Regions from separate parts of the Homo sapiens genome. Here region 1 is linked to region 2. A link is an interaction called in ENCODE POLR2A ChIA-PET data of the cell type or tissue named here. Cell type or tissue: OCI-LY7. All regions are shown on one strand. Each heading gives the region's core, and the rest is flanking DNA. Links, peaks and the distances in the headings are about the cores only. Region 1 overlaps SNHG14 (small nucleolar RNA host gene 14). Region 2 overlaps UBE3A (ubiquitin protein ligase E3A).

Region 1 (8,092 bases), core at 1,878-4,377, 92 kb after region 2:
AAAGGTAGTTCTCCCTTCTGTCATCTGATCTCACACATGGCACTGCAAACCTGCAGTTATTTAGCCATGTGCTTTGTGACATTGATTTCACTTCCTTGGGTTATTCTTACCGTCTTTAGGAACTTAAATATTTAAGAAATAAACAAATACTATTCAAAGAGAGCTGTACCATTATTATATGCATTTAAGTGAAAAACTACCACTTCCCATATATATTTATCTCATGACCACCTAATTGATAAAAACATGTTAACTGTTATCTTATATTGCCTCAGGGAAAAAGTCTGAATGTTGATTGGAGGCACTGCAGGATAGCCATTCGATACCTGCTTTTGTGACAATAAACTAAAGCATTGGATTTTGGTGGATTAGGGATAAAAATGGCTTGACAGATCATCTTGTCCAGCCCTCAGTATATAGATGAGAAGACTTAGGTCTCAAGCTCTGAAGCGCTTTGCTCAGGATCGCTGGCCATTTCATATATGTAACAAGCTCCCACTTCATGCTCATTTCACAGTAGCGTGTCACTTTCAGGTCAGCTTCCTTCAGTGGGCGTTGTCTTTGCTTAATTAAATGTCAGGAGGTCCCCCCAGAAGGCTTGACTCAGGGAAGGAGGGCAGACCCTCCCAGTTCTCTCACTGACTAGCTTTCGTTTGTTGGATTGTTTTTACTGATAAAAAAGTTCAGAAATTAGAGCCAGGTTCCTGTTCACGTTCCCTACCCAAGCCCCTGAAGAAGCAAATTGGTGAATGTTCCCCAAATTCTTTTACTCTCTAGTATACAGTAAGCAGTACTGCCAAAAAGTTTCCCAAAGTCATGTTCCTCTTAGATATTTTTCCTTGAAAACTGTTGTCTGGCATGGAGATCCAACCTGTGTGGAAAGTTCCAGATGCCCTGGTCCTAGCTTCACCTGCCCTGCTTTTGCTTCCTGTTCTCACTGCTTGTCTCCAGGTTTCCATTTGAAGGCTTGCAGTGCTACTGTGCCCTTACTGTTAAATCCTGCCTTGCTTGCCATGTTTTATAGACAAGGAAAGCATTTTCTACCAGAGCTCAGGAGCAGCCTTGAGGTCAGGGGTAACGTTTTTCATTGGTAAGTATTCAGTAGTTGCTGAATGACAATTGGGTGGAAAGGGGAGGGGTGCCTTAGAAAAAATGTCTGTTCTTTGTGGTAATGAAATTGCTTCCAATTTATTTTCTGATCTCTTTGAGAACTATTTCCTGTCGTCTTCCCGCACCATGCATTCTGATTTCTGGGGCATTCAGTGCTCCCTCCCTTCCTTTATTCAAGGGGCTCTTGGAAAAGAAATCTCTGAAGAAAAAATGTGTGGGCAGTGGGAGACTTCTCATTCTCTCCACCAAATACTTAGCCCTTTCATTCATGAGAAACCCCTGCTTTAGGATGGTGTGGATCTGAGTCAGCAGGGCTGGGTTCATTTGTATATACTCCAGGTTGTGGAGGTTGTTCCTGGGTCTTGGCCTTTCATTTTGGGAGTGCTCCACACTTCTGTCTCCATATACTATGTATTTAAGAAGCTTGCCTTTCGATTTCCTGCCAGTGGCTGGATCTTGGGGATCACTGCACAATGCTTGTATGCCCCACTGGAGAAGTCTCTCATGGCACCTTTCCCCTCCCATGGTGGTGGAATGCTGTCCACAGAAAGCTTCTCTTCACTGTTCAGAGACTCTAAAAATAAGACCTGAACTGACTTGCTCTGCCTACTGAAAGGGGACCTCCTTATATTCACCATTGCCCTCACACCCTTTTCCTTGGAGTCTGTCTTTAGGGTCACCCTGGGAGCTGCCTGGGCCTCCACCTTCTTAAGGAGGCAACTCCTGAGAGCTGGGTAGGGACTGTCTTTGTCCAGACTGTCTGAAGAGCATCTTGTTCTTTACCTCCCTCTCCTGTTCTTGACTATTGCCTTCACTGCTGCCTCGCTCTCGTCTACCAGGGTGGTATTATAAAGTATGTCCTTGGAGGTGAGCTGTTTGACCAGCTCCTTGTTGCCTAGAAACCTAAGAAATTGTCAGAACAATCCGGCATGCATCAGCTCTGACCTTTGGAGCTTTGACTGGCATTATTTATAAAAGGCTTTCTGCTCTGTTAGCCGAGCATTGGCTTCATATTTCTCCATGGACTCCAGAAAACTGGGTTTCTTTTTTGCAAGTTCTCTTGTTTTCAGTTGAGAACGGTATTGAGTAGGACTTCTCTGTTTCCTTGAGTTTTATGTTCTCTCCAAATATGGAATAGCACTTGCTTCCCTGGGTGCCAACGCTGGCCGACCAGCTCTGAAAGTTGCTCTGCTTGTGGTTCTTCCCTGAGATGCTAGTTGGGCCTGGGAATCTTCCATTTCTCTGCCCACCAGGTGACCTGGCAGTCAGTGTTCTGTCAAAGACCTGTGAGGGTGCTTAGTGAACTGTGGGCACTATGACCACAGGGTACTATTCTGGGTCCCAGTGTTTGTTTTTAAGAACTCTGTAGGTTGACAGGACATGCTGTCTGGTGGCCAAGTGCTTCTGCCAAGAGTATGGGGCCTGGGAGACATGTTTCCTGGCCTGCTTATTGCAGGCCTAGCTTCCACCTAAGAGCTATCCGCTTCCCAAGGGGACATCCACCATGTCTCTGTGATAGGAGCTGAATAGTAGGGGCAGGACTGAAAGGTCTGTATGTTTGCTTTTCAGTCAGGTACAGGTGTTGGAGGTTTCTTAAATTTGGTTTCTTTTGATCTCCCTGGCAGGCAGTGATGGGGAAGTTTTTAGTAAGGTTATTAACAGAGATAGAGGATTTAGAGTTAAAATTTAATAGGGAAATTTTTCTATAGGATGGTTGAAAATGATGCTTTGTATAGTTTTATTGTATGAACTTTTCAGGGATAGAATTAGTCAATTTGTAGAAATTGGGCCGCCTCTGTTATTGTGATATATTAGAACTGTATTGAATGATGAGACTTCCCAAAAGTTTAAAACAAAAAAAGGAGGCAGAAGAGAACGAGGATATAAATGAGGACACTCTCGCTGAGGACACATCAGCTGTTAGCAGTCTGTCTCTGTGTACCGAGCTCAAGAACTGTGACTTTGGTTGGAAGTTAGACCTTTTCTATCCAGCTTCAGACATGGTAACCTTCACATAAGCTGCTGGATTTGTTCTACCAGAAATTTAGTCTGTTGTGTGACTCCAGCCACTTTGCAACTCAAGATTATTACTTGTTCAGGTTTCTTTCATTAAATAGCTAACCATTTAACAACTATTATCTTCTTAGGGTCGACTGATGGTTACCCATACAGTATATACATCATCCATATCCTTTCCTCTCCTACTATATCTCACTCCTATTTTCCAGTCCATCCTCATCTCTCCTCAAGATCAACAGACCCCAACCTCTTTTACTTAAACGTTGTATTCCTGAAGTAGTCCTGCCCTTTCCTTCAGCCTGCGAAGCCTTCTCAAAGACTTCTTTTCCATGCATCTAGACTCTGCCTGGTTATTCTCCTTCCTTCAGAGTTATTTCTTTGTCAAATGCTGCTAATGTATAAAAACACAAAGCTTTGATAGTTCCTTCTGTCCCAACGGAGCCTTACGCTTGGCTGACATTTAGGGTAAAGGTGGTATTTTTATTAGTAAAATTAAATGATACAGAAGTGAATTCTAAAAATAGTTACATAAATCTAAGAGAGTTTTCATGAATTCAGGTTGCCCCAAAGATTTAGGCCATACCTCTTCCATGGAATGGCTGTCATGCAGTTTGGATGGTTGACCTCAAAATTATTCCCAGCCCCAGAAGTGGAGTAGGTATATTAGTCTAAGGCAGTCAGGGTAATGCTATCTTCCATGCCACAGATTGGCTTGGAATGGGGATAACCAAAAGCACTTTGGGCCTGTGAGATTTGACAGAGTGTTTACTGTGAGCCTAGGGAAAGAACATGCCTGCTCTCATGTGAGAGTATGAAGAAACACTGCCTAAGCAAGGAATCATGTGGCTCCAGTTTTTACTGTCAGCCTTTCTACCACCAGGGAGACCAGCCTTGAGATGATGCAGGTGCATGGACAGCTGTGTGGAGGGATAGAAGAATCCAGTTTTTAAACCAGATGGCTGAGCTATTTCATTAAGTCACCCCAGAAGTCTTCAACTAACAGTATCTTAACTGGTGAACTCCTGTGACTGATACAGGAAAATTTTACTTCGTAACAAAGTATGATAATTCCTTTGTGCAGGAAGGAGGTTTTGTGGAAATGATGTTGATTCACTGCACACTGTACAGGAGGGTGTCTCTTTGACACCACCAACCTTAAATAGTAGGAAAGCCATCACAGTGGGTTGGGTGGTTGGATTGCTTTATTGCAACTAATAAAGGGTCAGTTGTGCAGTTGTTAACTATCTTTCACTTCCCTCAGAACTGTATCTCCTAGCCCAGTGCCCTATAGGTCAAAAATGCCAGTTTGTTGTACAGTCAGCAGAGCCCAGTACTATGCTTTAAAACATTCGGGGATAATCATCAAATATTTAATCAGAACAGATGCTGCCTGTAAACAACCACTGCAGCCAAGAACAGTCTGCATCTGAAACACTGCCTGCAACTATAAATATGCCCATATGCTTGAACAATTTTAGTGTTGTAAAAATCTTGTTTTTATAAGCAATTAGTTTCATCTCCTATTATATGAGGATTAACTTTGCAGTGATGTACTGATGTTAAAAGAGAAAAGAATCAAAAAAGCCTTGGTTGTGGTGAAACCCAGCAAAATGTGGGTCTGCACCAAGTTCCAGATGAATATCAAACAGCACTGTCCCAGTTGGATTAAGGTGATGACACCCCTACCATGGCTACAGTACCAGGTCATTTGATTTTCCCCAGGGTCATAGGAGTGTTAGCCCAGGTGATCAGCTCAACACCCCCTGAGATCCATGAGGTATATACTTTGAAATTTCAATTCCATTACTACTGACTGCATCTCAATCCTATGTTAATACTTTCTTGAGTAATATTCTGTTGACCTAGTTATCCACGTTGGAAACTTCAAAGGCATCATCTTCAGCTCTTTGTTTCTGACTCCCTATCCAGTTCTCCAGTTCTGTATACACCATCCCAGAAATGGTCCTCGCATCCAGTTAATCTCTGACATGGACTAATAGGCCTTTCTACAGCTTCAGTGTATTCTCTTCTCTGCTTCTGGAACCCAGGATTTAGGTGCTACAGTCATACTATCTTTGACATTCCATCTCCCTGGAGAATTTGGAAATGGGGAAATAACATTACTCTTAACAAAGCAAGATTAACAGTCCTGTAACCAGACCCAAGGCACTGACCCTTCTGTGAAAGCCTATATCCAACCAGCTACAGGAACCTCTACAGAGAGACTAAAAAAGGCCAGCCCTGGAGGAGCCAGTGGTCAGGAGAACATAGGCATAAAGCCTCCTAAGGATGTAGCCCATCAACCCTGGGAGTGGGTTCCTATAAGGAATAGGCACTTCGGGCAAATATGGCCCGATGACACCAGCCACTGGGATCTTCTGACTCTCTCCTGTATAATGTGAGTTCATTTGTTTATTGTGTTTAAAGTGAATTCTGCCTCCCTAAAGGCTGAGAACTTCCTTTGGCTCAGTGTTCACTTCGTTTGGCCTCTGACTTCCAACTGATGCATCAAGCCAATGCGCAAGAAAAGTTAATAAATAAAAATAAGATTTATTACAGAGCCAGCTGGGCACTCATACATACATGGAGGAGTCCCTGTGTCATTGGAACACTGTAGCTTTTCTCTACAACAGTCCCAGGCTAGGCAGCTCTTTGTAGGCCCAAGGGAATTGATGCATAAGTAAGGCATGGTCTTCCTTGACTACACATCTTGTATACAAGGTATTAAGGCCCTTGGCCACCTGACTTCGGCCCATTTTTTCAATCTCAACTCTACCCTAAATTCCCCACACAGGTCATTCATTCTCCAATGAGGTTATTCTCCTGATCTCTGTGTGGGTTCTTATACATAATGGAATTGTGTGTTTTTCTCCTGTTTAAAGTTTGGAACATCATGTTAGCCATCATTTTATTCTCTTTGCTTTCACTGTATTGCACTCACATACTGTATGTGGAATCAGTGCTACCCATTAGACCCATGGCTCATCAGTGGGAAATGGTGTCAGATCTCACAGAGGGCAGCTTCATGGGGCTCTAGGTTCTTCAGGCTTCCTTCACAGCCTAAGCTCCATATTTAAATCCAGCATTCAACCCTAATCACTGCTGTTCACTAGCATCTGCTACATATTCTTGCTGACAGACACTGTGTTTGCTCTTGAAAGATAACAAAATGCTTGAAGCTTCCCTCCAACGAGTGATAATTCACTGAAGCTCAGAGGCAGCAGGAGCTCCAGTCTGCTCTGCTGCTCTGAAATTGTGGAAAGTAGGAAAGGTGTCCAGAGGTCATATGGCCCAAGTGATGACATATCTGAAGCACAGAGAGGGGATGGGCTAAGAGTCACCTGTATCCAAAATTCAAGTTAACACCTATCAAGTTGTGAAAAGTTACTTTGGGACATCCCAAAGTTACACAGAGAGCTAGAGCTAGGACTCAGACCTGGAACACCAGACTTCAGTCTCTCTGAACTGCACTGGGTTGTCTCTGCTCAAGCCTTATTGGAGAGAGAACTGACAAAAGGCAAGGCTAAGGAGTGCTCTTTGTGGATGCAGCAGGAGAAGAAACACCCTTCCAATGAGGGGTCCACACAGAGTTCAAATGTCCCCTTTGTTCATACTGAACGTGGGTATGGTTTTCCTCTTTTGCTGTCTGCACAGGTGGCATAGAAGGCAGCACCTGATCCTTCAGGTCTGGGGGAGGAGTCCCCAGATAATGCATAGATCTTTTAAACTCTTCACGTCAAACTGACATCTGCTTATGTAGCTCAGCTCAATGTGTTAGTCATTTTGTTTCGTTTATTATCAAACACATCTTCTGAAAAATGAGAAGAGGAAGGGAAAAAGGAGTCTGGGAAAGGACCACACTTTCTACCACCCCTGTAAACAGTGAGCTTTACTCTGCAATACACCAAGTGGAAGGAGACAGGCTATGAGATGGGCACAGTAAAGAGCCACCTAAGGGAAGTGGGCAGAACTCCAGAAGACTTCCTGAGGAGGCATTTATTCTTTATGAATCTTTGAAATGTTTTTTTAAATCATCTTTGATTTGACTTTTGCTCTAAAAGTATCACAAGGTAAGACTCAGCTGTGAAACTAAGCACATCCGATAGTCAAACTATGAAAACTTTTACACGCTAGTGGGGCACTGTGACACCACTGATTTCCTTAAACTGAGCTCCTTTCAAGGTGTTTTGACCTAACTGGCCTTTGGGTCGGATATAGCTTTTACATACTTTTGGTAGGTAACTACGGGTTCCTATTTGTCAGGGAAAGTGGGTAAGAGTTAGCTATTCCCCACAACCTTGATAGCAGCTTATAAAGAGAGCCAGTGTCAAATCAATTTGTGCCACAGGCATTATTTTAAAAGCATTTCTTAGAAAGCACACACAGGAGTGTTCAGGCAAGAGGTACTGTAAGCCCTTTGCTTTTTCGGGGCTTACAACCTCTCAATTTAAATGAAAGGTTTATTACACAAGGTATTGGTAACAGTGACCAGCAATAGGCTCTGCTGTGTTACTACTGGCATCAGTCAAAACATGTTCTGACCTCGTTTCTGTATATGTTTATATGTTTAGAGGTCAAGCCCTGTGTGTCCTTTCTGAGGGCCATGTTAAAGGCCTCCTCAGATTCCTATACTCTATTCTTGCAAAGCTGGAGAGGTTCTTTAGAAGTATTTTAGCCGGGATACGTATATCGAATACCCTCAACTTCACCAATGCAAGCCAGCTTCTAACATACTAATTAGCAAGCCACTGATTTTATCAATAAAAACCCATTTCTAACATTTACTGTGGAATTAGCAAAGTTTCTGGTGTACATTGGATATGAAAGCTCCAGTAACAGACTCAGAAGAAATGGAGACCTGTGAAATGACAAATAATTTAGACTAATCCTCTTAAGTTCAACAAAGTACAAGAAAATATGGATAGAAAAATGAAATTTGGAAAACAACATCTGAACAGAATGA
Region 2 (8,092 bases), core at 5,438-7,937:
GGATTTGTGTTGAATCTGTAGGTCTATTTGGGAAGTATTGCTACCTTAATACTGTCTTCTCATTCATGAGCATGGGATATCTTTCCATTTATTAAGGTGTTCTTTAATTTCTTTCATGTTTTGTAGTTTTCAGTATACAGGTCTTGTACTTATTACTTTAAAAATTTATTTCTAAGAATTTTATGTTTTGATGGTATTGCAAATTGAATTTTTTAAAATTTCATTTCAGGTTTTTAATTCCTTGTGCATAGATTTTTGTGTACTAAAACTTGTGTTTCATATAATTTTTTTTTCCTCTTAACTGTGTTATAGGAATCTTTCAAATGGTTGGCTACATACACATCCATCTGATTCACTTAGTAAACATTTCTTGAACACCTACTGTGTAGTGGGCCTTTTTTTCTAGGTCCTGGTAGAGACAGCAGTGTATAAAACCCACTCAGTCCTTTGCTTTCATGGCACTTAAATCCTAAAAAGAGATCATAAAGATAGGTAAAATATATGTTACATAGTGCTAAGGAGAAGAAACAAATAAGGGAAGTGTTTGCAGGTGAAAAGGATGATGGGAAATTTTAGATAGGGTAGGTAGAGAAAACTTCACTGAAATGGTAACTTGGGTGAAGAACTGAGGGAGATGAGAGAGCTAGCCATGTGGATATTTGGGGGAAGAGCATTTCAGGCAGAGTGTAGTGAATAGGGAAACCCCAAAGTGAGAGTGCCTGATGTGTTTGAAGAACTCGAGGTGTGGCCAGTGTAGCTTTAGAAAAGTAATTGATGGGAAATAGAGAGAATGGAGGGTACAGATATTTTGATCATAATAAGGTGTTTGATTTTTACCTATAAGTGAGATGGGAAGCTATTGGAAGTCTTTGAGCAGAGTAGTGAAAAAGTATGACTTATGTTTAGCAAGGTCACTCTGGTTGCTGTGTTAATCATAGACTGAAAAAGGGGACAAGGGCAGAAACAGACCAATTGGTAGACCATTAGTACAGATTAAGACGTGACTGAAATGGACAGAGTGGTCACAGTGAGGGTGGTGAGAAGTGGTTGAATTCTTGATATATGTTGAAATAGAGTCCATAGGATTTGGTAGTAGACCAGATGAAAGTGGGAAATAAAGGGAGGAGTAAAACATGATGCCAAAGTTTTTTGACCAGAGCAGCTGAGAGAATGGAGTTGGATAATTCTTATAAATTATTGCATTAAATCTGTGCATCATATCACATGCCCACTTAACTACAGGTAATTTTACCATATAAGCTTGTGGGGGGAAAAGAGGAAAAACAGAAAAAAGGATGGAAAAGCATGTTTTAAAATATAATAAATTAGGCCTTAATGAAAAATTGTCCTTGAGAAACCTGAGATGGAATACTCTAAATCTGATGTGTTCTCTCAATCTTTAGAACTGAACTAGGAATTAACTCTGAGAGTTCATGATGTTATGAGACCCTTTGCCTGTTTTGGAAATTCGGTTGTTTTCAATATTTGCTTTTGCAATGATGGTACCTGTTATTTTTTCTGTAAGGTAGATTCCTACAAATAAGATGTCAGGCCATTAGATCATGTCAATCTAAATATTTGATAGGTTTTGCCAATTACCTTTTAAAAAATAATTTTAGCAAGTTTCATTCCTTAAAATATATTAGGGACTGCTCATTTACCTTGTTTTGATTCATGTATATATAAAATCTGTTTAAGTCTTTATAAATAACCTGGGAAATTGCCTGGTTTTTTGGTCCATTTCTATTGTGGTGTTTGTTTTTTAAATTTGTAAGCATTCTTTATATATCATTTAATTCTTTATTATAATTTGCAAATATTATCTCTACCTACCTTTAATTTTATAGTATCTAGTCATGTGAAATTTTAAAGTTTTTATGTAGGCAAATCTGTCCATCTTTTATGGTTTCTGGGTTTCAGCATGCTAACAAAGTTGATATAAATATGATCTCATATATATATTACAAAAACTTTTTAGAGATAGGATCTCACTCTGTCACCCGGGCTGGAGCAACCATAGCTCCCTGCAACCTCAAACTCCTGGGCTCAAGTGATCCTCCTGCCTCAGCTTCCCAAGTAGCTAAGATTATAGACATGTGCCACTATAGCTAGTTGGTTTTTTTTTGGTTGGTTGGTTTTTTTTTTTTTTTTTGGTAGAGAACGTATCTCAGTGTGTTGCCCAGACTGGTCTCAAACTTCTGGCCTCAAGCTATCCTCCCACCTCAGCCTCCCAAAGTGCTGGGATTACAGGCATGAGCTACTATACCTGGCCAATCTCTTGTATTTTCTTCTGATACTTTTGTGATTTTACTTTATAGACTTTAATTTAGAAAGTTAGATATGAGCATTCAGCATATTTTTGGATATGGTATGATATGGTTTAGATCTGGATTGCATTTGTCATGGTTTGGGAATTATATCTACCTTTTATTTTCTTCCACTTGGGTAGCTGATTGTCTTGTAAGGCATCCTTTCCCCACTGATAATGCCACCTTTTTCTATATTAAGTTCTCACAAACTTTGAAAAAAATCAAGTTTATTGATGTATAATTGATACACAATGAAATGCACCCATTTTAACTATATAGTTTTATTGATTTTGATAAATATATACACTATCACTGCTACTACAATCAAGCTTTAGAACAATTGAATTACCTCCAAAAAGTTCCTTCCTGTCTGTAGTCATTTCTCCCTCTTGGCCCCAGGCAACCACTGATCTGTTTATTAGTTTTCCTACTCTAGAATTGCATATCCATGGAATCAAGTAACATGTACTCTTCCATGCCTGGTTTCTTTCACTTGGCATGTTTTTGAGATTCATCCAATTTGTGTTTGTCACAGATTTTTGTTTGTTTCGTTTTTTTAAATACAATATGACTATACCACAGTTCATTCATTTTCTGGTGAACATTTAAATTGTTTTCAGTTTTAGGCTGTTGCGAATAAAGGTACTGTTTTGTGTGCATGTTTTTGTGTGAACATATGTTTTCATTTTTCTAGGGTAAATACCTTAAATTGGAATTACTGGGTCACATGGTAAGTTTATGTTTAAATGTATAAGGAACTGCCAAACTATTTTCCAGATGATTATACTACTTTACATTCCCATCATCAGTGTATGAGAGTTCCAGTTCTCCAAATGTCAGCATTTGATGTTCTCAGTCTTTAATTGCACACGTTCTGAGAGGTGTGTAGTGGTATCCCATTGCAGTGTTTTTTTTTAAGTGGTACTAAAATACACAACATCAAATATACCATTTTAACTATTTTTAAGTGTACAGTTCAGTGACATAAAGTACATTCACATTATTCTGCAGCCATCACCACTATCCATCTCTGAAACTTTTTCATCTTCTCAGTCTGAAACCCTATCCATTAAACAGTAACTCTTCATTGCCTACTCTCCCTATCTGCTGGTAATCACTGTTCTACTTCATATGTGAATTTGACTCTTCCAGGTACTTCATATAAGTGGAATCATACGATTTTTGTCCTTTTGTGTCTGGCACATTTCATTTAATAATAATAATGTCCTTGCGTTAGGCCATTCTTGCGTTGCCTTAAATGAATATCTGAGACTGGGTAATTTAAAAAGAAAAGAAGTTTATTTGGCCCCTGGTGCTGCAGGCTGTACAAGCATGGCGCCACCATCTGCTCAGCTTCTGGGGAGCCCTCATGGTGAGTTTACTCATGGTGGAAGGCAAAGGGGGAGCAGGCGTGTCATATGGCGAGAGCAGGAGCAAGAGAGAGGGTGGGGAAGTGGCACACCCTTTTTAAACGACCACATCTGCGAACTCACTCTGTATCCCAAGGAGAGCACCAAGCTATGAGGGATTGCTCCCATGACCCAGTTACCTCCCACCAGGCCCCACCCCCAACATTGGGGATTATATTTTAACATGAGATTTGGGCAGGACAAATATTCAAACCGTATCAGTCATCAAAGTTCATTCATGTTGTAGCATGTATCCAAATTTGATTCTTTAAGGTTGAGTAATATTTCATTGTGTGCATATATCACTTTTTGTTTTATTTATTTATTTGTCAGTGGACATTTGGACTCTTTGTAACTTTTAACTATGTGAATGATGCTGCTATGAACATTGGTATATAAGTATCTGTTTGAGTCCCTTCTTTTAATTCTTTTGGTTATGTACTTAGGAGTGGAATTGCTGGGTCATGTGGTAATTGTATGTTTAATTTTTTTAGAGACTGCCATACTGTTTTCCACAGTGACTGCACCATTTTACATTCCCACCAGCAGTGAATAAGGGTTCCAATTTCTCTGCATCTTTTCTAACACTTGGTAATTTCTGTTTTTTATTTAAAATAATTGCCATTCTAATGGGTGTAAAAAGTCATTATGGTCTTAATTTACATTTTCTTCATGACTGCTGTTGAGAAGTTTTCTTTTGTGTGTCTGTTCAAATATTTTCACATTCTTTTCAGAACATATGTTCTTTGTCAGATAGATAAATGTATTTCTTCTGTATCCTTACTGATTTTCTGTCCACTTACTAATTACCGAGAGAGGAATGTTGAAATCTTCAACTATAATTTTGAGTTTATCTTCCTTCTGCTCTGTTCATTTTTTCTTCATATGCTTTGAAGCAAAGTCTTTAAAGTTGTGTCCTTAGGTGTGTTCACATTTAGGACTGTTAGATCTCCTTGATTAATTGATGTCTTTATCATTATGAAATGTCTCTGTTTATCGCTGGTAATGTTCCTTATCTAAAGTCTACTTTGATATTAGTGTATCCATTCCTTTCTTATGATTAATTTTTGCACATTATATCATTTTGCTGTGTTTTTATTTTCAGCTTATTGGTCATTTAATGTCTTTCTTTTAGATAGCATATAGTTGCATCTTGCTTTCAGATTGACTTTTTACGATCGTTGCTTTTTGATTAAGTCCATTTACATTTATTGCAGTTGGCAATATAATTGTGTTTAAGACACTATTTGTTTTCTATTTGTCTAATCTTTTCTTCCTTTTCTGCCTTCTTTTCGGTTAATGGAGCATTTTTGGAATTTTGTATTGTCTCCATTATTAGCTTGTCCCTCTGTTTTTTTTCCCCCCAGTGATACTTCTAGGATTTACAATATGCACCTTTAACTTACCTCAATCTACCTTCAAAAATATTATTCCTCTTAATGTATAATGTAAGAATTTTGGAATAGTATACATCCATTTACTCTCCCTCATTCTTTTTGGTATTATGATCTTAACATTTTACTTCTATATGTGTTATAGATTCCACAGCAGCGTTTGAAACTATTTCTTTCAAAGGCCAGTTGTCTTACGAAGAAACTTAAAAACTAAGAATAACATTCCTTTATATTTACCTTCATATTTACCATTTTTATTTATTTTTCTTTGTGGAGATTCCTTTTTGTAGATCCAAGTTTGTTGCTGGTGTTATTTTCCTTTTACTTGAAAAAATTTCTTAAACATTTCTAAAGTATAGGTCTACTGGCTACAAAATCTTTCAGCTTTTGTTTGTATGGAAATGTCTTTATTTCACTCTTCATTTTATCGTACAATTTTTCAAACCACACAGACTTTAAAATAATTGTAGAATATAATTTCACAACATTTTGTTCTATTTGTTATTGTCTTCTATCTTGTCCATCTATCCATCCTGTCTTCTTCTAGTGTCTTTTTTTATGCTTTTCAAAGTAAGTTGCAGTTGTTAGTATACCACACCCTTAACTTGAGCATGTATGTTAACTAAAACTTAGTAGTTTAGTATTTTTAACTAGAATTTACTATGCTGTTCCAGTTATTTATTGCTGTGTAATACATTGCCCCAAACTTAGTGCCTTAAATATCAGCAACTATTTATTTTGCTCATGAATCTCTCATTTGGTCAGGGATTGGCAAGGAGAGCTTGTCTTTGACAATACATTGTAACAACTGTTTACATAGCATTACATTGTATTTGGTATTATAAGTAATCTAGAGATGGTTTAACATATTTGAAGATGCATGTAGGTTATATGCAAATACCATGCCATTTTATATAAGGGATTCGAAGCATCCTTGGATTTTGGGATCCATGGGAGTCCTGGAACCAGTCCTCTGTAGATAGTTGAGGTATGACTGTAGTCTTTGGATTGAAAGACTCACTAATTTCACTCAGATTCAAGGAGAAGGGCCATAGACTCCACCACCTGATGAAAAAATGACAGTGTTACATTGTTAAGAGCATGTGGAATGGCTTCTATTGTGACCATCTTTGGAAAATACAGTTGACCACATATACCATTTCATGAGCTGTGACAAATGTATACACCTTTGCCAGAAAGTTCTATCAGGGTATAGAACCTACACCTCTTCCTAGTTATTCCTTCCCCCCACACCACCCCTAGAACCTAACATTGTTCAGATTGTTTTCATCTTAGTTTAGCTTGCGCAGAACTTTATGTAAGTAGAGTCATACAATACTTATATGTTGTAAAAAGTTTCTTTTTGCTCAACATAATGTTTTTGAGATTCATCCATATTGTTGAATGTTTCGGTGGTTTGTGACTTCATCTGTTAAGGGACACCTGGGCTGTTTTCAGTTCCAGGCTGTTTTCAGTTCCCAGCTATTATAAAAAGGTACAATGAACATTTGTGTAAAAAAAGAAGTCTCTGTGTGGACATATATGTTTCTTTTTTCTTGGTTAGTTGATGTGTTTTTCTTTCAGCATTTGTTTTTGATGAGAAGTCTGGTTATACAGTCATGTGCCGCATGCTGACATTTCAGTCAACGAGATCATAGTTGACAATAGTCATTTAAGATTATACCACCATATTTTCACTGTACCTTTTCTAGGTTTAGATGTATAAATACTTACACTTTGTTACAGTTGCTTACAGTATTCATTCAGTATAGTAACATGCTGTACAGCTTTATAACCTAGGAGCACCCGGGCTATACCATGTATCCTAGTTCTGTAGTAAGCTATACCATCTAATCTAGATTTGTGTAAGTACGTTCTATGATATTTGCACAATGATTACCATGCTGAGAGTTGTTGGGGTTTTGTTTTTTTTTTCTTTTTGAATCTGTACATTTATGGTTTTCCTTAAATTTGGAAGATTGTTGCCATTGTTTCTTCTATATATATATTTTTTACCACCTTTACTCCTCTTTCATCATTTCCTCTTTTTCTGGGACTCCAGTTACACATATGTTAGACTGTTTGGTATTATCCACAGGTCATTAACATCATATTCATTATTTTTCAGTCTTTTTATTTCCCTGTGCTTCAGTTTGCTTTGTCTTCTATTTTACTGTTTTTTCTCCTCCCTTGTTAAATAATTTCAGATATTTCGCTTTATATTTCAAGAAATTCCATTTGATTCATTTTATTCATGTATTTTTTTGAATTCTTGAGCATATTTGTAATAGCTGTTTGAAAATCAGGTTACTTATTGATTTCTTGAATTTTTTCACTCTGAATTTGTTGGTTGGTTTTTTCTCTTGGTCATGGGTTGTATTTTCCTAGTATTTATTTTATTTTATTTTTTGTTTTTTACATATTTAATGATTTTTTAAGATTGGATGCTGGACATTGTAATATTTTGTTGTTGGGTGTCTAGATTTTGTTTTCTTTTAGAGTGTTTTGTTTTGTAGCCACCTAAATAACTTGCTGGTCAGTTTTATCCCTTCAGGGCTACATTGGAGTTTGTCTAGAGAAGGCTTTGCTTTAATGGTAGTAGCTCCTACCTAAGGCATGATCCTTCTGAGTCTTTACTAAATGCTCCCAGTGTCACCGTGTTCTCTTCACTCAGGTTAGAGAGAATTTTAGGAGTCTCCCAGTCCTTTATAAGTACTGGGAATATTTCAGCTTACTGCCCCTCTTTCACTAGCTTCATGGAGTCACTTACCTTAATCGTGTACAGTTAGTACTCAGCAGTGGACTCTCAAATGGCAGATTTCTGAAGCCATTTCTCTGCCTTCTCAGACAAGCACTTGTCTGGCACTTGTCATCAATTTTACCCACTTCAGCTTTCTCAGCTCTGATCTCTTGATTCTGAACTCAGTAAAACTGCTGTCTTCTCACTGGATTTCCCCTCCATTGACTGCAGGTTGGAAAT

The links. Peaks named below come from ENCODE experiments on the same cell type or tissue, not always from the same donor. Only the 100,000 strongest peaks of a DNase experiment are listed, where the experiment ranks them.
Region 1: POLR2A ChIA-PET joins it to region 2 with 5 read pairs; 2 of 35 experiments call an interaction of 5 or more read pairs at or near these places.

The regions. Positions count from the first base shown.
Region 1 is chr15:25,321,793-25,329,884 of GRCh38, reverse strand. The region is part of intron 146 of SNHG14 (small nucleolar RNA host gene 14); the gene reads right to left. Among named protein-coding and RNA genes, the nearest start is that of SNORD109B, 47 kb to the right of the region's middle. In OCI-LY7, for the core only: no CTCF peak of the experiment used is centred there; no DNase peak of the experiment used is centred there.
Region 2 is chr15:25,416,873-25,424,964 of GRCh38, reverse strand. All of the region lies in intron 1 of UBE3A (ubiquitin protein ligase E3A), which reads left to right. It overlaps SNHG14 (small nucleolar RNA host gene 14), which reads right to left. Exons shown (of 148, transcript NR_146177.1): 148 at 5,503-6,177. Among named protein-coding and RNA genes, the nearest start is that of UBE3A, 18 kb to the left of the region's middle. In OCI-LY7, for the core only: no CTCF peak of the experiment used is centred there; a DNase peak (open chromatin) is centred at 6,554; H3K4me3 peaks cover 1,075 bases; H3K27ac peaks cover 2,238 bases.